Regions from separate parts of the Homo sapiens genome. Here region 1 is linked to region 2. Evidence: chromatin contacts called from ENCODE Hi-C data. All regions are on one chromosome and are shown on one strand. Each heading gives the region's core, a stretch centred on a gene start or an enhancer-like site at or near the end of the contact. The rest is flanking DNA. Distances are from core to core; before and after follow the strand shown.

Region 1 (5,195 bases), core at 834-3,333, 350 kb before region 2:
CAGGTGTGTTGGCGGGCGCCTGTAGTCCCAGCTACCAGGGAGGCTGAAGCAGGAGAATTACTTGAACCCAGGAGGCGGAGCTTGCAGCAAGCTGAGATCACACCACTGCACTCCAGCCTGGGCAACAGAGCGAGACTCCATCTCAAAAAAAAAAAAAAAATCACACTTCTCATCAGTTTCACATCACTTTGCGGGACAGGAATTACTTGCTATTCCCATTTGGCGGATGAGGAATTTTTTCCCCAATGTCAAGGCAGAACTGGGACTCCCGCCCATCCTTTCCTCGTTAAGGCCCCTGGGCTCTGTGCATTAGTCCTGCCTCTCCGATGGTGGTAAGGTCCTCCAAGGAAGAGGAGGCCTGACATGCCCATGGCCGCACTGCCACCCATGCCCCTGGCACCATCTGACCTTGGTTGGAGCCCAGCAGTCCCCCACCCCCACCCAGTGGAAACAGAACAGAAATGCGTGTGTGCCCAGGACCCGGGGCATGGGACCTCACATGTGGCTACAAATTAGATGGGCTACAGATTAGTTGTGGGTTAGAACCCCAGATGGGTTCACCATCTTCCAGGGGCTGGGGAACCCCCTCCACCTTGGCTGAGAGATGAGCCCACTTCAAACACACTTTTACCTTTTACTTATTCTCCAAAATTTGTTTGGAATGATGACATAAAATATGAGAAAAACAAACAAGCACTGTTTTTTAAACCAGAAAAGCAGAGAGGTGGTTAACTCCATGCCACAAAAGGATCAGAGACCCGGCATGTCATGTGCCCACACCAGGGCCCATGTTGGGGTGACTCCAAGCAGTGTGACAAACTGGTTTGGGGGCTAATGTGAGGTTACAGCAGAGGTTTCCCAAACCAACCAGTTGGTTTCAGAATCAGCCAGGCCCTGTTGTCTCCTAACCAGACTATGATAACAGCCACCCCCAGGTCCTGGGCACCTGCCTCTGCCTCTCCCGGCCCCGTCTGCCCACCCCCTCCCATCACAGCCCAAGTCTTCTTCCCCGAGGGAAATCTGAGTCCCAGCTCCCTATAGTTGCCTCTGGGATGCATCCACACCCTTCAGCAGGGAGTCAAGGCCCCATCTTTCTTCCCCTTATTTGATTCATGTTCTTCAGCAAAGCCCAGCTTAGTTCTTCCCACCACCCTGTGCCCATGGCCCCCAAACCACCTTGCTCACAGCAGCCACTCTGTCTGCAATGCCCTTCTTGTGGACTCAGAATGCCCTCATGCCCGCCTCCCTGGGGCCAGCACCAATGCTGCCTCCTCCAGGAAGCTTCCCCGTCACCCTGGCGGAGCGTGGTGGCTCCCTCTTGGGTGCCCTGCAGCTCTGTGAAGCCCTCAGGGACTTGCTGTCCCATGGGAGCTGCTGTCATGCAGCTGCTTCCAAGCAGGCTCCACCCTCTTGGATGTCTCCCTCTGTCCTCACCCCAGGGATTCTCATCAGCCCTTCTTTACAGATATGGAAACTGAGGCTCAGAGAGGGAAAGTGAGTCATGCTTGGTGAATCCTAAGCAAGAGGCTGGAGGGGCAGAAGACATGTCCTGTACAGGCTGCCCAGAGCCATGCTGCCTTCCCCCACCCTCAGCAGAACCTGCCTGCCCCCAGGTCAGCCACCGTCCCCCCAGGAGGCCCCCATGCCTGAACACAGGGGTGGCCCCTGCCAGAGCCACACTGGGCAAGTAGGGCTGTGGACAGGACCAGTGCACAGCCATGGTTCCCACAGGGCAGAAGGAACAGGTTACAGAAAACCACTGGGCTTATCCTCAGCCATCTCCTACCTCCCCAAGGAGCCCTTGGGGCCTGGGGACAGGTCAGTAGCAGAGGAAGGACAAGGGGCTTACAAGCATCTTGGCCCTGGCATGGAGTCGAAAATGGGTGAGCAGGTGGCCACATGGGTTGGGGACCACAGGGCCAGGCAGTGTCCGGCAGCCCAGAAGCCCTGAGCTGAGGCTAAGCGGGGCTCTCCCCACACCCCACCCTATAGAGGGTGGAGGAAGTTCCCTGCTGGGTCCAGGGCTGGGACAGTGACAGGCCCCAGCGGGGAGAAGGCCCCATAGTCCCAGTCCGCCAAGGGAAATAGAAACTGCTCACACGCCAGCAGTAGGGCGCACACGGGGTGCCTTCCCCTCATGGCGTGCAAGGAGGGGTGGCCCCTCTGTGTGGGCGGCGGCAGTGCTGAATCATGTCACCCTGCCCCTGCCGCTTCACTGGGAAAGGGGCCCCAGCAGCACCACCTCACCCTGCTGTTGTCGGAACTGAATGAGCCACCATCCGGGAAGGTGTTTTGGAAGCTGTGAACGGCCTGCCATACGTAAATAATTAAAATAATGAAGGAACAACAGACTCATGAGGGCAGGCAAGTGGGCTGGCCTCCCAGCACAGGGGGCAGCCCCCACCTATAGGGAGACCCCAGAAGAAGCTTTTCTTCTGTCCCCCAGCCTCTCTCCAGGCATAGGGCTCTTCCTGGCCCCTCTGCCCATGTGTAAGCTTCTCTCACAGCCGAGGACAAAGCCTTCCCCAGGACCCTCCTGCTCTGGCACCTCTCAGCCTCCTGGCCCTTGACTCCTCAACTTTGGATCCTGTGGGGCAAGAGAGGGCAGTCAGGGAGAGCAGAGGCCCCATGGTTGTCAATTCAGGGGGAGCGTCACAGACAGTGCCCCCCTGCCCCACCTAGCTGGGCCCCTTCCTCGTGCATCTCCGGGCTGCTTATGCTAAGAGAACCTTCCTCCTTTCCCTGATCGGCAGCCCCTTCTGTAGGCTCCATGCAGCAGGTGCTGGGACAGAAGAAATCCATGCTGGTGCACTGCAGCCGTCTGCTCCCGAGAGGGCCGCCTCGGGACCTGCTGCCCAGCACGGGCTCGGGCAAGGCTTGCTGAGAGGCTCAGGGCACGGGGGATCCAGGAGTCCAAGGTGGACCCAGGGGGCCTGGCCGCCTGCACAGCCCCTTCTTGTCCTAGCTTGGCAGGAGGCCCTCAGACCCTGGCCAGTGAGGTCCAGAGAGTCTGCACTGGGACAGCCCAGTCACATCAGCGGCAAGAAGAGTCGCGAGAGAGCCAGGAGCTGGGTCACGAGAGGGTGTTGCTGACTGTTTTTGGCCCCAGCCCCTTCTTGCCCCTTCAATAAACTTCTCCTCCTCCACCCTGGAATTTCCCCAGGAGGATCACACACATTAGAGGGGCGCTGCCCAGAACTAAGACCTCCGTGAGACTCAGCCATTCAACACATATTTGTGGAGCAGCTCTTATGCGCCAGGCACCGCTCTGGGCTCTGGGAATGCAGTGGCTTTGCTGGTTACTCTCTGTCCCCTTCCCCTTCCCAGACCCGTTCTCCTCCCTGCTCTGGGCCCACAGGCTGCCATGCACGGACAGTCAGGTGGGATCTCTCACTCTCTGCTTCCTGACTACTCAGCCAGAAGGCACCAGGAGGCGAAGTGGGGAAAGAGTCTCGAGGACTTCTATCCCTGCTCCTCCTCTGCCCTGACACCAAGGTGTGGGCCGGGCTGGGTCCCTCTGGGACTCCCGTTCCCATAGCTCGGCCCCTCTTCACAGCCCTCGCTGTCCCAGACTCTGACAACATCTTCCCTCTCCTTGTTCTCCCAGCCCAAAAAAGAAGAATGGCCTTGTGGTACAGTGCAAAAATGACTACAACATTTTGACGCTCTTCTATCAAGAGGTGGAGTCCAATTCTCCACAACACATCAAGGACACAGGACAGCCCAGCCTGTGGCACAGGTGCTTTCTCACACATCCTGCCCAGACGCCCACGGTTCCTGGTACTGTGTGTTTGCCCTCGCTGCAAATATGCCCGATTTGTTCAACTACAGCTGTGTTCCTCGTGGTCTTTGGCTGGAGGGAGTTGAGAGACCCCACCTCTATCCTGGTTCCAGCCTCGCCCCTCCTCCTGTAGCATCCAGAATGAACTTTCTAAGTTTCTAAATTGCTCTGCTGGAAACCTTTCAGTGGCACCCAGGTATGTCGGTAGCAGTTCGATTTGGCTGACAGGACAGTGGCCCAGGGTTAAGTGGGGACTAGGAGCTCAGGCTGGTATGCAGGCTCTCCTCCCCAGAACTCCCAGCATATAAAAACTATAAAAACCCTAGAAGAAAACCTAGGAAATACCATTCTGGACACAAGCCCTGGCAGAGACTCCAAAAGCAATTGGAACAAAACCAAAAATTAACAAATGGGACCTAATTAAACTAAACAGCTTCTACACAGCAAAAGAAACCATCAACAGAGTAAACAGGCAACCTACAGAACAAGAGAAAATATTTGCAAACAATGCATCCAACAAAGTTCTAATATCCAGAATCTATAAGGAACTTAAATTAACAAGCAAAAAACAACCCCATTTAAAAAATGGACAAAGGGCTGGGTACAATGGCTCATGCCTGTAATCCAGCACTTTTGGAGGCCAAAGCAGGCAGACCACTTGAGGTCAGGAGTTCAAGAGACCAGCCTGGCCAATATGTGAAACCCTGTCTCTACTAAAAATACAAAAATTAGCCAGCTGTGGTGGCTCGCGCCTGTAGCCCCAGCTAGCTACTTGGGAGGCTGAGGCAGGAGAATCACTTCAACCCAGAAGGCAGAGGTTGCAGTGAGCCGAGACCTCGCCACTGCACTCTAGCCTGGGTGACAGAGCAAGACTCTCTCTCAAAAAAATAAAAAATAAAAATAATAAAAATGGGCAAAGGCCATGAACAGACACTTCTCAAAAGAAGACATACATATGGCCAACAAGCATATGAATAAAATGGTCAGTATCACTAATTATTAGAGAAAGGCAAATCGAAACCACAATGAGATAACAATTCACACCAGTCAGAATGGCTACTATTAAAAAGTCAAAAAATAACAGATGCTGGAGAGGTTGTAGAGAAAAGAGAACACTTCCATGCTGCCAGTGGGAATGTAAATTAGTTCAGCCACTGTAGAAAGCAGTTTGGAGATTTCTCCAAGAACTTAAAGCAGAACTATCATTTGACCCAGCAATTCATTACTGAGTATGTACCCAAAGGAACATAAATCATTCTACCACAAAGACACATGCACGTGAATGCTCATTACAGCACTATGCACAACAGCAAGGAGGAGGAATAAACCTAAATGCCCATCAACGGTGGACTGGATAAAGAAAATGTGGTGCATATATACCATGGAAGATTACACAGCCATAAAAAAGGAGATC
Region 2 (5,203 bases), core at 994-3,493:
GGACGGCAGGTGACCTCACTCCTCCATCCACTTCCTGGAGGGAGTAGGGAACTGGCTGGCTGGAGGCAGTCCAGGGAGGAGGGGAACTCCCCCGGAATGGCCTTGAGGGTGCATGAGGCCCTGGGAGCCCTTGAGAAGCAGGCCTTGCCCTGGAGGATAATTTGACAGTTTGCAAAGCTCCCCGATCCCTGCTTCAGGAGCCTTCTCAGCAGCCCTGTATGGAGCTAAGTCCTCATGTCACCAGGGCTGGTGGGTGCCGAGGGGACGTGGTGGCTGCACAGGTCATTCCGCAGCCGGGGCATCTAAGCAGCCTCCTCTGTGCTGCTCACTCAGGCTCCACCCCCTACCTCGGGCAGCCCCCTGGGACCTGGCAGGGCAGCAAAAGGTCCCTTAGGGCACAGCCTCTCATCTATGAAGACTCTTGGTCTGTCTGCATGGTCATGTCAGCTATTCACTGTGCACCACCAAGGCTGAGTGGGGCCGAAACCCACCCCCGACCCACCAGCCTGGCAAGGGCCCACAGGACCGTGTCCACCGACTTCATACAGGGCTCTGTGCCTGGGTCTGGAGCAGGGTCGGGGTGGCCTGACGGGTGTGATCACCACCTCCACTCCACCTGCCTCCTCCCACGAGGCCTGCAGGGGTCCTCCCACACTTTGACCCAGGCAGCCCGGGACACCCCACTCCCAGGGTGGGGAGTGGCAGAGGTGGGCATAGGCCACATGTGGCTCTCCAAGCAGACCTGTCCCCAGTGGCTGGGCTGGCACAGGGTTCAGATCATCCTGGTGCCCAAGCACCCTCACACCTAGAGGCAGCCGCTCTTTCTATGGGTCCTGTTTGCAGGCAGGACCCTGAGCTCAGAGAAGCTGAGTGCCCTGCCCATGGGCGATCGCTCCAATTACTCCACCTGCCCCGGGGTCCCCACTGCTGAGGGGGTGGACTGCCTGCGGGCTAAGCAGGGCCTCTGGGGTGTCTCTACTCCAGGACAGGTAGAGTCAGATTCCAGATTCTCTAAGATCTTGGAATCTGAGTGGGGCAGGGGCGGCCCCTTGCTCAGCAAGAGCCTCTAGGGATCTCCATCCTCACCACTCCTCCAGGTGTCAAGCCTTTCAGGGTGTCAGGCACCCATAAGCACTTTGCAGCCTCTTTTTCTCCTCATCCCGCCTCGGGGAAGCCCTCAGAGCTTGAGAAGGCTGTGCTAGTCATCTGTGTTTTTGCAGCCAGAAAGTGGGGGATCCCAGCGCTGCTCCTGGCTGCTTCACTCTCATGCCACCTCCTTTAAGGCCCATCATTTCCCTGCCAAACACCATTACTGTGACAGCAGCAGTGGCTCTTGGCACAGCCAACTACTAGTCTGTGAGCCCATGGTGCCCACCAGGGGACAGAGGACCCTGAGCCCAGGCTCCCAGCTCTTTACCTGGGAGGGTAGGTCCAGAGATGCACAACCCCAATAGCTGGTGCTGAAAGACCAGGTCCTCAAGGCCGGGTGCGGTGGCTCACGCCTGTAATCCCAGCACTTTGGGAGGCCGAGGCGGGTGGATCACGAGGTCAGGAGATCGCGACCAACCTGGCTAACATGGTGAAACCCCTTCTGTACTAAAAATACAAAACAAAATTAGCCGGGTGTGGTGGCGGGCGCCTGTAGTCCCAGCTACTCGGGAGGCTGAGGCAGGAGAATGGCGTGAACCCAGGAGGCAGAGCTTGCAGTGAGCTGAGATCACGCCACTGCACTCCAGCCTGGGCAACAGAGCGAGACTCCGTCTCAAAAAAAAAAAAAAAAAAAAAAAGACCAGGTCCTCTATCTCCCCCACATATGGCTCTTCCACTACGGGACACCTGTGGCCTCAGGTGAGGCTTGCAGAGAACCTTTGTGCCTATCACTCTTTTGATTTGTGCGTTTGATTTTATAAAGATCCCTGTAAGCCAGCAGGCATCGTCCCTGGCCTGGAGATGTAGAAACTGAGGCCCAGGGACAAAGTGACTTACCCAAGGTCCCATAGCTCAACTTGGCAGAACTGGGACCCCACCAGCCCCCTAAACTTTACACTGACCACATCTCTACTCCAGCAATGACACAGAGCACCCTCTGCTACCTGTACCCCCAGTCCAGAGACCAAGCTCCAGGCTTGCAGGAGGTCTACTTACTGGCCTCGAAGCAGAGCTGGGCACCCATCAGTCTAAGGTCCTCGGGCACAGGTCCCCAGGTCTAGAAGGAACTGCCTGGAGAAGGCCAGTGGACAGGTTACCAAAGATTCAGCAGGTCTGCTTTTTATGGGCCAGAGATCACGTTACAAAGTTGATGATTAATTCAATGGTGCTGTCATGTGTTACTATATCCAGGGGATTTCCCAGTGATTTCTCCTGACTCGCAGACTGACCTGCTGGAGCTGGCCGGCCTAAGAGAAGGAAACAGGAATGGGGGTCTGGCCTGGGTAGGTCTTACGGTAGCCTTCTTTCTCACTTCTGACCAATCTCAAGCTGGCTGTGCATTGTAATGGTCCAAGCATGTTAATAAATACCTATGTCCAGCCCCGCCCCCAAAGACTCCGGTTCCACTGGCCTAGGGTGGAACCCAGGCATCAGGAGTTTACAGAGCAACGCAGATGATTCTAATGTACAGCCAGGATGGAGATTCACTGCAGCAGACCCTGGCACACAGAAGGAACTCAATCTGTGTTGCTGAAGCAGATTGAATTGCATTTGCTGTATCCCAGGACCTGGGAAATTGTGCACCTCCAACAGAAAGGAGGGGTAAAGCAGACAGAAGAGGAGAGGAGCTGATGGTCCCTCCAGCCTTTCTCACTGGAATTTCTGGGAATTCCACTTTCCCAGAACTGCCACAAAATGCAAATAGCCCTACAGACAGTCACTGCAAAGGTCTAGCTCCCAATGTGTTAGCACTGGAAAAGAAGCCAAAGGTATTCTAGCCCGTCAATATTTATTTCGGTTAGGAAAACTGAGGATCATGGAGGGAAGGTGGCTTACTCTAACCTAGTGCTCCTCACTCACATTGCAACATACTCTCAAATCTCCTGGGGATCTTGTTAAAATGCAGATTGACTCAGAAAGCCTGAGGCCCTACCTGAGATAAGTGGACCCGACTTTTTTTTTTGAGACAGGGTCTCACTGTCATTCAGGCTAGAGTGCAGTGGTGTGATCATGGCTCACTACAACCTCAAACTCCCAAGCTCAATTGATCCTCCCACCTCAGCCTCCTGAGTAGCTGGGACCACAGGTGCATTCCACCATGCTCAGCTAATATTTCTGATATTGTGAAGACAGGTCTAGCTATGTGGCCCAGGCTGGTCTCAAACTTCTGGCCTCAAGCAGTCCCCCCATCTTGGCATCCCCAGGTGCTGAGATTACAGGCATGAGCCACCGCACCTGGCCAAGTGGACCCCACTTTCGGGGGCAAGGGCCTGGTGGGTTTGGAGCCTTGTGAGTGCCCTGACCCTCAACCTGTGGGCTAAGCCCCTCCCAAGACCCCAGATCAAGGCCACAATCAGTGACTGCTCGGCTAAGGGATGGCTAGTGCCAGGTACGTCTCCACCTTAGTGCAGGCTGCCTTGGGTGGTTCCCCAGAGCGCTGCAGCCATGCATCTTGTTAATAAATCACACTCTCATGAGAGGTATGTATGGCATCTTATTAGGGAAGTCAACTCTGAGCCTCAGACTGTCTGGAAAATTACCTGGCAAGCTATGGCCCTCAGGCCACCCAAAGCCAGCAGGCTGGGGTGGTATAGTTGCATCAGTGGGACCTTGGGCCATGAGGCAGCTGGGGGGCAGAGGAGGTCATTCTGAGGAGCTAAAAAACCTGCCTAAAGCCTCCCGTCCAGGGTACAGGCATACCCGCCACACACTCTGTGTTTGTTTATTGAACAAACTGCCAGGGTTCAGGACATGCCACCCCAAAATATGGCACTTTGGCATTTAAGAAAACAGCAGAAGCAGGAAGGCCTCGCTCACCTTCCCTTTGCCCGAATCCCCTGAAGTAGGGCCATGAGGCCATAAGACCCATCCTTACCTCTGAAGACACAGGGACAGAGAGAAGAATCTGAACAGGCTGGCCGACTCTCCCCGGTTTATTACCCCTTCCCCCTTTAGCCAATCACTTCTCCACGATGCCCACTCTTCATGAAACCAACGCATAAAAATACATGTCCCCATTTCTTTGGGTCTTCATTTCCAAAGGCCCCTGTGTCATGTAAAATTTACATGAAATAAATTTGTGTGCTTTTCTCTTGTTGACCTGTCTTTTGTTATAGGTGTCCTAGCCATGAACCGAGCAATGGGTGGGGAAAGATTTTACTTTTGTACTTTTCCTCCCCTGCAGAATGCTACCGTTTTTGTTGTTGTTGTTGTTGTTTTTGAGAGGGAGTCTCGCTCTGTGGCCCAGACTGGAGTGCAGTGGCACGATCTCGGCTCACTGCAACCTCTGCCTCCCAGGTTCAAGCAACTCTCCTGCCTCAGCCTCCCAAGTAGCTGGGACTGTGGCGCTCTCCATGATGCCCAGTTAATTTTTGTATTTTTAGTAGAGATGAGGTTTCACCATGTTGGCCAGGATGGTCTCGATCTACTGACCTCGTGATCCACCCGCCTCGGCCTCCCAAAGTGCTGGGATTACAGGCGTGAGCCACCGCTCCTGGCCCGGAATGCTACCGTTCTAAGTCCAGAACTTACCTGACAGTCCTCATGGCAACTCCTCAAAAAGGTCCTGTTTATTGTAATCATTTCCATTATACACGTGGGGAAACTGAGGCACACGACAGTTACGCAGCTTGTTCAGCTCACTAGGCATGACGTGACAGGCTGGGATTGGCCCAGGTATCGTGGCTGGAGACCGTCTGCCTTGCGCCCCTCCACGGCCACTCGCCGCGGAGACTCCGCCCCTTGGAAGTGCCCCCTAATTAGGAATATCTCCTCCACTGGACTGCGCGGGCACAGAGCAGGAGATTTGTAGATAGGCCTAACTTGCTGCTGAGTGTCAGGTTGAGGCTGCCCCGCAGTAGATGTCACCCGCCAGCCCCGCTGCAAACCTTTGCTCTGAGAGGGGCGGGCCCGTGCCCTCAAGCGCGGGGCGGTCTCCGCTGTGCAGAGACTGAGGCGGCCCCTGCTGGCGGCGGTCAGTACTGCAGGAGGCGCCGAGGGCCCGGGAGCCCCCAAAGCCGGGAGGGGCGCCCCAGAGGGAGGTGAGCGGCGCCGA

Evidence for each region. Hi-C counts contacts between places; a loop is a spot of excess contacts on that map. Pooled maps may share reads with other maps.
Region 1: a map of right lobe of liver shows a loop between it and region 2 (2.8-fold over the local background). The contact joins the enhancer-like site here to the promoter of NEURL3 in region 2. A Hi-C loop is called at or near these places in 11 of 168 maps with a recorded cell type or tissue (CD4-positive, alpha-beta T cell, CD4-positive, alpha-beta memory T cell, aorta and 6 more), 1 of 37 single-sample maps with no recorded cell type and 5 of 50 pooled maps.

What each region holds. Positions count from the first base shown.
Region 1 is chr2:96,155,853-96,161,047 of GRCh38, forward strand. No RefSeq gene overlaps it. Among named protein-coding and RNA genes, the nearest start is that of DUSP2, 13 kb to the left of the region's middle. RefSeq lists enhancers at 1,419-1,508, 1,688-2,226, 2,038-2,332, 2,049-2,458, 2,619-2,758 and 1 more. Within about 2 kb of position 2,084, at least 7 of the 41 ENCODE cell types and tissues checked have a DNase peak (open chromatin) inside an H3K27ac peak, as active enhancers do.
Region 2 is chr2:96,503,114-96,508,316 of GRCh38, forward strand. It overlaps NEURL3 (neuralized E3 ubiquitin protein ligase 3), which reads right to left and starts at 2,244. Exons shown (of 4, transcript NM_001285485.2): 1 at 2,146-2,244. The coding sequence starts at 2,173. RefSeq lists a silencer at 5,003-5,203.